Regions from separate parts of the Homo sapiens genome. Here region 2 is linked to region 1. A link is a contact called in ENCODE Hi-C or POLR2A ChIA-PET data. All regions are on one chromosome and are shown on one strand. Each heading gives the region's core, a stretch centred on a gene start or an enhancer-like site at or near the end of the contact. The rest is flanking DNA. Distances are from core to core; before and after follow the strand shown.

Region 1 (7,846 bases), core at 1,985-4,484:
GGCATCCTGGGCCCCGACGTGCAGGCTGCCCAGTGGCGCCTCTAGGAAAAACTGCTGGGTGTGAGGGGCAGATATGGGGGCTGCGAAGTGAAGCCTGGAGGTTGCGGAGTATCCACTGGAGGATCAGCCTGTCGGGGTTAGGCCCAGGGGTCCCCAAGCTGAGGGATGTTCAGGGCTAAAGCCAGGAGAGTCCCAGGCAGACGTGTGGACGGTGGGTCTCCCCTGTTCAGCTCCCCAGGCGCTGGCCTTTCGGGTCTGGAGGTGCTGCCCCTCCCATTCAGTGGGGTAGGGCCCTGCCTCGGTGCCCCCGGGACACGGCAGCTATGAGCACCTGGCTGGAGTGCTGAGGGCCTCCCAGAGCTGGGGCCCAGGTGGCTTGGAGATGCCTCCTCAGCTCAGCATTTACCGCGGGGTAGGCAGCTCCAGATGCCTGGAGCTGAGGGCCTGGCTGCGGGGGTGTGGCAGTGCCACATGGCTGCCCAAGTAAAGTGCCATGAGCCGAGTGGTTTAGAAAACAAACCTGTCCTCTCACAGGTCTGCAGGCCAAAAGTCTGAGATCAAGGCTTGGGCAGGGCCACGCTCCCCAATGAGACTCCAGAGGAAGATCCTTCCTGCCTATTCCAGCTCCTGGTGGCTCCAGGTGTCCCTTGGCTTGTGGCCACATCGCTCCAACCTCTGTCCCGGCTTCACGCGGCTGTCTCCTCTGCATGTCTGTCTCCTCCTCTGCTTCTATGAGGACACTCATCGCTGGATTTAGGTCCCACCCAGATAACCCAGGATGACCCCACTGCAAGATCTTTTGATCAATTACATCTGCAAAGACTCCATTTCCCAACCAAGCCAGAGTCACAGATTCCCAGGGTCAGCTGTGGCCACCGTTCAGCCTGAAACATGCCGCGTCACCTCACCCAAGCCTCACATCGCCCCGTGAGGAAGCCACCGTGGAGGTGAAGTTCAAGTTCTCACCACCTGCCCTGTATGATTTCTCCTCCAGGGAACCCTGGGTGTCCACGGAGGGGCCGATGGCTGTCCCTGGCCCGTCATGGGGCCCCAGCTCTGACACCTGAGCTTCTGAATTCACTTGTTTAGTTTTTCAGGAACATTTTTTCCTTCGGTGCCTTTCCAGGGAGCCCCAGGGGTGGGGGCGTGGAGTTCTCCCCTGGGCCTCCGAGGGGCTTCTGCTGCCTGAGGGGTCCGTCCAAACTGTAGCTCAGATCCGCCGCTGCTGCCCTCCTGGCCCAGCGGAATGCTGGCACCTCCAGGAGCTCTTGGCAGTGAGCCACGTGGTGGACAGTCCCTTGCTCTGAGGGCCCTGTCACCTGGGCACAGTTCAGGGTCCCTTGGAACTGGAGATGTGGCAGGAGGGAGGCCCAGCCCCCTTCTGGGCTCCCTGAGGCTCCACTGAATCTTTGGAGGGGAGAGACGCTGGATTCCTGGTGGTGACCTGAGGGCTCACACAGGTAAACCAAGCAAGACCGTGGGTCTGTGGCACCCCACATCTGTGCACCTGTGCAACCGCAGTCTGATGTCCCTCCCCGGTGAAGGGACCCGCACATGTGCACCTGCCGCAGCCCCGATGTCCCTCCCCGGGTGAAGGAACCCACGGACGTGGCTCATCCATACCGCGGAACGTGAGCCATGAAAAGGGGCAGCCTCGGCTCAGCCACCGCAGGGAAGGACTCGACACACGCCGAGCAGAAGAGGCCAGGCCTGAGAGGCCACCTGCGATTCCATCTGCGGAAATGCCAGAAAGGGAGGTCCGCAGACGCAAGAGCTGGACTGGGGGGACGGCCGAGGGGCGAGGGGTTTCCTTCCGGATGAAATTGCCCCAGAACGACATGCAGGGCGTGGGGAGGTGGCTGCAAGATACTGCGGCCCCGCTGGATGCCACAGCACCCCATGCCGTGAACGGCTAATTCTACGCCATGTGGATCTCACCTCAATCAAACAATTGGAAGATTCCCAGCAGCTGAGATGACTCACGTTCGGGGGTGACTCATCCAGGCCACCGGCATCGCGTCGCTTAAAGACAAGCCTGACCTTTCCCCAGAAGCCTCAAGACCACAGTGGCCTCCCACGGCGGAGGGCAGTGCCCAGGGCTGGTGTTCATCCAGGGCACGGGACAGGCCTGAAGTGCAGACATTTCCTCTGCCAAGCAGTGGACGCAGGCTCGGCCCCCGCTGGCCAGGGGCGGCTCTAAGTTTGGAAAAACGAAAGTCCCGTGGCAGAGTGGGCCCCTGGGGTGGGATCCTGGAGCCAGGGCTGGGCCAAGGTGTGGGTTGAGAGACCCGGGGGCCTTCCCTGCAGCTGGCATGGAGTGATGGGGAGGGGGTGCTGGGTGGAGAGGGAGCTATAGAGGCCACAGGAGGGGTCCCTAGCCTCCAGCACCATGGCCGTGGTCTGGGGGGCATCCTGGCAGCCCCATGGAGTGGCCGTGTCCAGGGACTGAGCTCCAAATGAGGAACCGTGCGGGGTCCAGAGACCCTGCACTCACGCGGCCGGGCCCCACCTGCTGCCACAGCCCCCTCATGGGCCTCGCTCACACCCACTCCTGCACACAGCATGCGGCCCCACAGCCCCACGCCAGACAGTGTCCAGGCTTTGTGGAAAGTGCTGCTCTGACGGAAGAGGCCTGCGCAGGTCCTGCTGGCCAGGAGCCCGGTGGTGGTCCCGGGAAGGGGTGGATGGCTGCCAGCTGCTTTCCTGGGAAAAGCCCAGAGCCCCTCATGCCCTGCACTCCTCTGATGGCAGCCTGGACACGGCACAAGGGGACGCCCTGGAAAGCCCTCGGCACGCGGTCGTGGCGGCATCAGGCCTCACGAGCCAGGGCCCATCAGAGGCGGAATCTGACCTGGGCTGAACTCAGGCCCCCAAGGTGCACTGGTTGAAGCCTTAGAGGAGGGACACGGGGGGCTGCGACCCCACAGGCTGCTGTCCTTAGAGGAGGGACACGGGGGGCTGCGACCCCACAGGCTGCTGCCCTTAGAGGAGGAGGCAAGGTCCACGGCAGGCACAGAGGGACCAGCCCGAAGGCCCCTCAGGGGTCTGGAGGGCTCTACCCCCTGAGGTCGTCCACTGTCCTGGCCCGAGGACCCTCTGCTGCCCTGTGTGGACCCCCTGGGCATGAAGCACATAGGGCAGTGGGTGGCACTGACGGAGCAGCCTTCTGGAATGTGCCGCCCTGGCTCGTGCCGGCCCCGCGTGTGGCCCCGGGAGCTCAATTTCCTGACAACACTCAGTCCTGAGGTTTCCTGCCCCCTCAGAACCATTGATGAGTGTTTTGTGGTTAAGAAAAAGAAAAAGAAAACAAAACCAAAACCTGTTATTTTTCCCAAGGTGAACGTGAGCGCCCTGTGAGGAGGCCCAGGCGATTTCCCACCCTTCACATGCGTCTCCAAGCCCGGAGCACGGCAGGCACAGGAGTGACCAGCAAGCCTGGCCCCAGCCCCAGCCCCAGCCCCACTCCTGGGCCTGGGTCAGTATTGATTCAGGGAAGGTGGCTCCAGCCTTGCCCATGGTGCGGGGAGCATGTGGGGTGCCCCAGGAGGCTGTCCAGAGAGACCCCTGGAGCCGGGTATCCACACAGACACGCAGGCGGGGAGGGGGCAGAGATGGGGGAGTGAGAAGAGATGGGGGCTGGGCGCCGTGGCTCATGCCTGTAATCCCAGCACTTTGGGAAACTGAGATGGGTGAATTGCTTGATCTCAGGAGTTCAAGACCAGCCTGGCAACATGGCAAGACCCCATCTCTACAAAAAATACAAAAATTAGCTGGGCATGGTGGTGTGTACTTGCAGTCCCAGCCAATCAGGAGGCTGAGGTAGGAGGATCACTGGGGCCCAGGAGGCAGAGGCTGCAGTGAGCCAAGATCACACCGCTGCACTCCAGCCTGGGCGACAGAGTGAGACCCTATCTCGAGAAAAAAAAAAAAAACAGATGGGGAGGGAGAAGAGACGGGGGAGGGGGTAGAGATGGGGGAGGGGACAGAGGGAGCAGAGATGGGGGAGGGGGTAGAGATGAGGGAGGGGACAGAGGGAGCAGAGACAGGGGAGGGTGTAGAGATGGGGGAGGGGACAGAGGGAGAAGAGAAGGGGGAGGGGGTAGAGATGGGGGAGGGGACAGAGGGAGAAGAGAAGGGGAGGGGGTAGAGATGGGGGAGGGGACAGAGGGAGCAGAGATGGGGGAGGGGGTAGAAATGGGGGAGGGGACAGAGGGAGCAGGGATGGGGGAGGGGACAGAGGGAGAAGAGACGGGGGAGGGGGTAGAGATGGGGGGAGGGGACAGAGGGACAAGAGATGGGGGTGTTCCTGTAGAGGCCCCAGGTTCACCTAGCCCAGCTGGCTCTCTCCACAGCATCCTGAACCCAAGGACTTTTCAGCTTCTTGCTTACCTCCTAAGACAGAGAGCTCATTCCCTGTGCAGGCCTCCTGTGCTGGGGTTGGGGAGCTTGGAGTGTGGCAAAGTGTCTGATTCCTTCTTCTTCCTTCAGCTGTGCACCCAGGGTCTGGAGCGACAGAGCTGGGCGTGTTACAAAGCCCCTCACCGTGTCGGGGCAGGCGTGCTGGGGACGGAGCTGGGCACCAGCTTTTGTGGTCCTGTCCAGCAACCCCCGCAAGGCTAGCGAGGGAGGTGGGTGTGAACAAGTGAGTGAATGGAAAATGGGCAGATGGATGTGTGGTGTAGACCCAGGAGGACTTGGCGCTCCTTCTGTCTGGAGAGGAGTGAACCCTCCCCGCAACACCCGATTGGCAGATTTTCTTCCAGCCTCCACGGTGGCCGAGCCAAGTGTTATAAAAACACAGGAGAGTATGTCAGGACAGGCAGGGCCACACTTTGCCGCAAGGTGACAGGTTAAACAAATCCCTCCTCAGAATTTACTGCCTTCATTTTTGCTTCAGAGCAAGGCCCTGCCACGGGATGTATTTCATGCAGAAATATCTCCCCTGAGCGCCCTGGGGGGCAGGACGCCTGCTCGCAGAAGGCGGCTCTAGATTTTTATATGAACAAAGGGACCGTCCTGGTTGACACGGTGAAACCCCGTCTCTACTAAAAATACAAAAAATTAGCCGGGCGCGGTGGCAGGTGCCTGTAGTCCCAGCTACTCGGGAGGCTGAGGCAGGAGAATGGTGTGAACCCGGGAGGCAGAGCTTGCAGTGAGCTGAGATTTGGCCACTGCACTCCAGCCTGGGCGACACAGCAAGACTCCATCTAAAAAAAAAAAAAAGACAAAAAACTCACCCAAACCAAGTCCTCTACAGAAAGACATTTGTAAAACTTACTTTCCAGCCATGAGTAAATCAGCGGGTAAGAGGGAATTTCCATCTGAAGTGGGCAGTGATGATTTTATTTCTTGATTGTGTGCTGATTTTGTTTTTTGGAAATGGTGTGGGGAGGGGAGGTGGTGGCACTGGGGGTCTGTGCCATGCTCCACTGTCCACCAGGAGCTGGGCCCCTGCCTCCCTCCCTATCAGGAATGGGGTGCAGGCGTTGGCCCAAGGGCATCACAAGGCCGATGGGACTTTAGAGAGAGCTGGGGCGGAGCTTCAGGGACTGGGCACGTGGGGTAGGATTTGGGTTATGAGAGGTGGACCCCTCCCCTGCGCCCACCACTCAGCCCCCAGCCCCCAGCACCAGGGGAGGGCTCTGTGCTGGGACAGCTGATGTGGGCTCTTGGGACTGAAGGGACACTGGGCCTTGGATGGGTCCTGGGACCGGTCCTGACCCTGCAGCATGTCAGCCGGTTCAGCCTCACATCCCTGCTCCCTCTGCGGCCACCTCCCAGATGGATCCCTGGAGCTGCGCAGGGGACCTGGCCACCCCACCTGCCCTGTCCACGGAAACCATCACCCAAGCTTGGAGCTGTGCAGGGGACCCGGCCACCCCGTCCCTCCTGTCCACAGAAACCATCACTCAAGCTTGGAGCTGCGCAGGGGACCCGGCCACCCCGTCTGTCCTGTCCACGGAAACCGTCACCCAAACTTGGAGCTGTGCAGGGGACCCGGCCACCCTGTCCGCCCTGTCCACGGAAACCGTCACCCAAACTTGGAGCTGTGCAGGGGATCCGGCCACCCCGTCTGTCCTGTCCGCGGAAACCGTCGCCTGAGCTTGCTCCACGTTCCAGACCGGGGCAGCGGGTTCCCCAAGGCTCCATGGCCGTGGGATGTGAGGGCCTGGAGCCTTCCCGGAGCAGGATGGAGGGGAGCAAGGCGGGAGGGGTGGCGGACAGCGAGTCCAGTGCCTTCTTCTAGATGGGGACAGGCTTTGGTGCTGGGGGACAGAGGGCTGGGCCCTGGGATCGTGGCAAGACAGGCCATGGTGGCCAGCCCGCTAAGTCATGTCTCAGGGAACATGGCAGGAGTCCTCGTGCCTCTTGGGAGCAGACCTGCAAAGGCATTTATTTAGGGCTCTGGGGTGCGGCCCAGGGAGGCTGGAGGAGGCATTTCCCAGGTGGCAGCTCCTGTTCTCTCCTCCCCGAACACCAGGCATGGCCAAGGGGGATCCTGGTGCCTCTCTGCTCCGGTGGGTGTGAGTCACCAGGGCACACAGGCGAGGCCATGGGTGGTGGCTGTGCCTCGGTCTGGCCAGACGGGTCATGTCTCCACCAGGCGCCTGGAATAGCTCTCTGGGGCATCCAGCTCAGGGAAAAGGGTGTGGGCGCCCTGCAGGACGGACGTGGCTGGAGCTGCAGCAGCCCTGCCAGGTAACTGGGACCCAGCCAAGGGTCACACTCTCTGGCCCAGAAGCCAGGAGCCGACCGTGCCCCATCCCTCCCTATTACAGCCCCGCATCCTTCTCCCACTCCTGCTCGGCTGTGCCGTGCCCTTGAGGGGAACCTGGCCAGCTTGGTGCCAAGTGCTGTCACTCCCAGCAGGCAGCGTCCTTCCCATGGCCCAGGAGGGGTGGGGGTTCCTGGGATGCTCCCACCTGGGACTCCAGACTCTAGCAGGGATCCCTGCTGTCTGAACCCCTGTGGCTGACCCCACGGCCCCTGGCCCCGTTTCCTGGTACACCCCATCTCTGTCCCTGGTGGAGCTCCAGCCCTTCATTCCCCTCTCCTCATCACCAAGTCCCCGGGCCCAGGCTTCCCGGTTGGGCAGTGGAAAGCCAGGACATCCTTGGAGGACCCAGGAAGCCCCTTCAAGGGGGACCGTGATGGCTGAGGCCCCAGGACCTCGCGGGGTGATGGATGGGGGTGGACGTTGGTGCCAACCAGGCAGTCTCCAAGCTGGGCCGAGTTTTGGAAATGACCTCGTCTTCCAACCTTCCGCTTCACAGACGGGGCACAGAGGGCAGGGACCTGGGGCCCGTGGGAGGGGATGGCCTCTGAGAGTCTCCAGCGAGGACCCACGGGGCGGTGGCCATGATGAGGGCACCTGCGTTTGTGTCTGGAGCTGCCATACGAAGCACCACCAACTAGGAGGCTCAGGACAACAGAGAGCCCCTCACAGCTCTGGAGGCCAGAGGACCCCTCACAGCTCTGGGGGCCAGAGGGCCAAAGTCCAGCGGCCAGCAGGGCTGGTTTCTCCTGAGACAGGGAGGATCCTCCTGGCCTCTGCCAGCACCTGCTGCTGCCCGTGCTCCCTGGCTGGCGGCCACATCGCTCTGCCTGCGTGTTCGTGGGTCCTCCTGTGAGCCTCTCCTCTCCTCCTTATACGGGCACTCGGGCTAAGACCCACTGACCCCATCCTGGAACCAGTTACACCTGCCATGACGCTGTTTCCAAATAAAGGCACGTCCTGAGGCTCTGTGGACGTGAGTCCTGGGGGACACTGTTCAACCCACTACAGTGCCCAGTTGTAGTTCAGGAAGTTGAGGTCCAGAGAGATGGGGGAGCCCCCAGACTCATC
Region 2 (2,548 bases), core at 49-2,548, 960 kb after region 1:
CTGGAGCAGGGGGCGGCGCTCGTCGGGGAGGTTCGGGCCGCACAGGAGCCCACGGAGTGGGGGAGGCTCAGGCATGGCGGGCTGTAGGTCCCGAGCCCTGCCCCGCGGGGAGGCAGCTAAGGCCTGGCGAGAGAAATCGAGCGCAGCGCCGGTGGGCCGGCCTGCTGGGGGACCCAGCACACCCTCCGCAGCCGCTGGCCCGGGTGCTAAGCCCCTCATTGCCCAGGGCCGGCAGGGCCGGCCAGGCTCTCCGAGTGCGGGGCCCGCCGAGCCCACACCCACCTGGAATTCGCGCTGGCCCGCAAAGCACCGCGCGCAGCCCCGGTTCCCGCCTGCGCCTCTCCCTCCACACCTCCCCGCAAGCTGAGGGAGCCCGCTCTGGCCTTGGCCAGCCCAGAAAGGGGCTCCTCAAGTGCCGCCAAAGTGGGAGCCCAGGCAGAGGAGGCGCCGAGAGCGAGCGAGGGCTCTGAGGACTGCCAGCACGCTGTCACCTCTCACTGTTTGTCTGTAGGGTTGATGGTTCTGTGTCGCTGGCCTCAACCTCAGGACAGGACATGACCAGTGTCCCCCCTGGATAGCAGCCAGGGGCCGTGCCAGGTGTGGAGACTGAAGATGTGGCCAGCAGGACCCTGCTCAGTGGAGCTGCCTAGAAGCACCAGAGTGCCCCAGGGCCAGGATGGAACCATCAAAGCCGGCCAGAGGGCCCTGTGCCCAGGGTAGGTGCCTTCTCCCTATGAGCCGCCTAAGGGCAAGCCCTGCCTCCTGGTCTGCTCCCTGCCCTCCCCCAGACAGGCTCCCAAGTTAACTGGCACCAGCCAGTCCATGAGGGGCCCTTGTAGAGAGCGGGGCCCAGAGAAGTCTGTAGGGACTAGGCAATCCAGGAAAGCTTCCTGGAGGAGTAGGGTGTTTGGAATCGCGTGCTATTTGTTCACTTTGTCGTGTGCGCTCTAACGGCCTGTGTTCTCCATCACAGTTTATCTTATTCCCTGCTGCACTCAGCACAGTGCCTGGCGCGCAGTGGGAACCGAATGACCCCCTCCTATTCCTTATGTCAGTTGCCTTTTGTCTGTTTCTTTCATCGTAAGCAGGAATCTGTCCGGTTCGCGGCTGCTTCCCAGGCGCCCAGACCAGCGACCAGCACCGCGTAGGCGCTCGGCACAGACCGAGAACGGAGGCCCCACGCGGGGGCGCCCTGCGGCGAGGCGGGTCCCGGCCGCGCCCGGCGGAGCCGGGGAACTACAAGTCCCATGGTGCATCGCGGCGCCAGCGCGCAGACGCAGCCGCCCTCGGCGTCCTCTGTAGCGGGCGACCTAGGCCGCGGGACCCGGACGGAGGTAGAGGCCAGGGCAGCGCGTCCGGGAGCGGAGTCCGCGCCCGCCGCCGCCATGCCGGACAGCTGGGACAAGGATGTGTACCCTGAGCCCCCGCGCCGCACGCCGGTGCAGCCCAATCCCATCGTCTACATGATGAAAGCGTTCGACCTCATCGTGGACCGACCCGTGACCCTCGTGAGAGGTACGAAGCCCCAGCCCGGGGCTCCCTCGCCGGCCTCTGGGGACCCCTGGATCCCACACCCTGCCTGGATCCTCCAATGCCTCCGGGGTCCCGTCTGCCTGAGACCGCCCCCCGCTGCACCCCGGGGACAACTCCCCACCCCCGGAGACCTCCGAGCTCCGTCGCCTCCTTTGGCCTCCCACTGCACCCCGGACCTCACCTCCCAGGATCCCTTACTCTCCCCTGCACCCCGGGATGCCCCGCTTCTTCCCAGGACTCTTCCCTCCCTGCCGCACCCAGCGCCCACTGCCCCAGGACCCCGCACTGCTCTCCGCCCCCCGCCGCCCCGGGCACCCCTCCACTGCACCGCTGGCCTCAGGCCTCTCTCAAATGTCTCTCTGCCGGATGACCAAGTGTCGGGGTGATGGCCGAGATGCCCAAATTCAGCATCTCTGGAACGAACCGGGAAAATGCCCAGTTCAGTTTTTGTTGTTTTTTTTTTTCCTGAGACAGTCTCACTCTGTTGCCCAGGCTGGAGTGCAGTGGCGCGATCTCGGCTCACTGCAACCTCTGCCCCACCCCGGGTTCAAGCGATTCTCCTGCCTCAGCCTCCCCAGTACTAGGATTACAGGCGCACCACCACCACGCCCAGCTAATTTTTATATTTTTAGTAGACACGGGGTTTCACCATGTTGGCCAGGCTGGTCTCGAACTCCTGACCTCAGGTGATCCTCCCACCTTGGCCCCCAGGTGCTGGGATTACAGGCCTGAGCCACCGTGTCCAGCCTGGTTCAGTTCTTTTTGAACACTTGGGGTGCATAGCATGCTCTGGTGGTTCTTCCGTAAGAGGGTGAAGTCTCCAAATCAAACCCCCAAAGATCTGGAAACCGTGCAACAGCGGACCCAGCTCCCTCTCTTTTGTAGCAGTTGTAGAGCATGTCTGTCCTATGTGTCTGGATGTTCGAGCTCTCCTTTTAGCTCGTTCATTTCCCAGTGAGGAAGCTGAGGCCGTAAGGTGGTAAGTTCTGCTTGCTGGAGGCTCCCTGTTGGAGCC

The links. Hi-C counts contacts between places; a loop is a spot of excess contacts on that map. ChIA-PET counts read pairs that join two places held with the same protein, here RNA polymerase II (POLR2A).
Region 2: a loop to region 1 is called in a map of breast epithelium, with 17 times the contacts of the local background. The contact joins the promoter of NDUFB10 here to the enhancer-like site in region 1. A Hi-C loop is called at or near these places in 1 of 168 maps with a recorded cell type or tissue (breast epithelium). POLR2A ChIA-PET finds 5 or more read pairs at or near these places in 1 of 52 experiments (HEK293T).

The regions. Positions count from the first base shown.
Region 1 is chr16:1,000,922-1,008,767 of GRCh38, forward strand. No RefSeq gene overlaps it. Among named protein-coding and RNA genes, the nearest start is that of SOX8, 23 kb to the left of the region's middle. RefSeq lists enhancers at 981-1,637, 3,289-3,338. Within about 2 kb of position 3,235, at least 3 of the 41 ENCODE cell types and tissues checked have a DNase peak (open chromatin) inside an H3K27ac peak, as active enhancers do.
Region 2 is chr16:1,958,240-1,960,787 of GRCh38, forward strand. NDUFB10 (NADH:ubiquinone oxidoreductase subunit B10) reads left to right here and starts at 1,299. Exons shown (of 4, transcript NM_004548.3): 1 at 1,299-1,515. The coding sequence starts at 1,386. RefSeq lists an enhancer at 1-356 and silencers at 1,079-1,388, 1,819-1,928.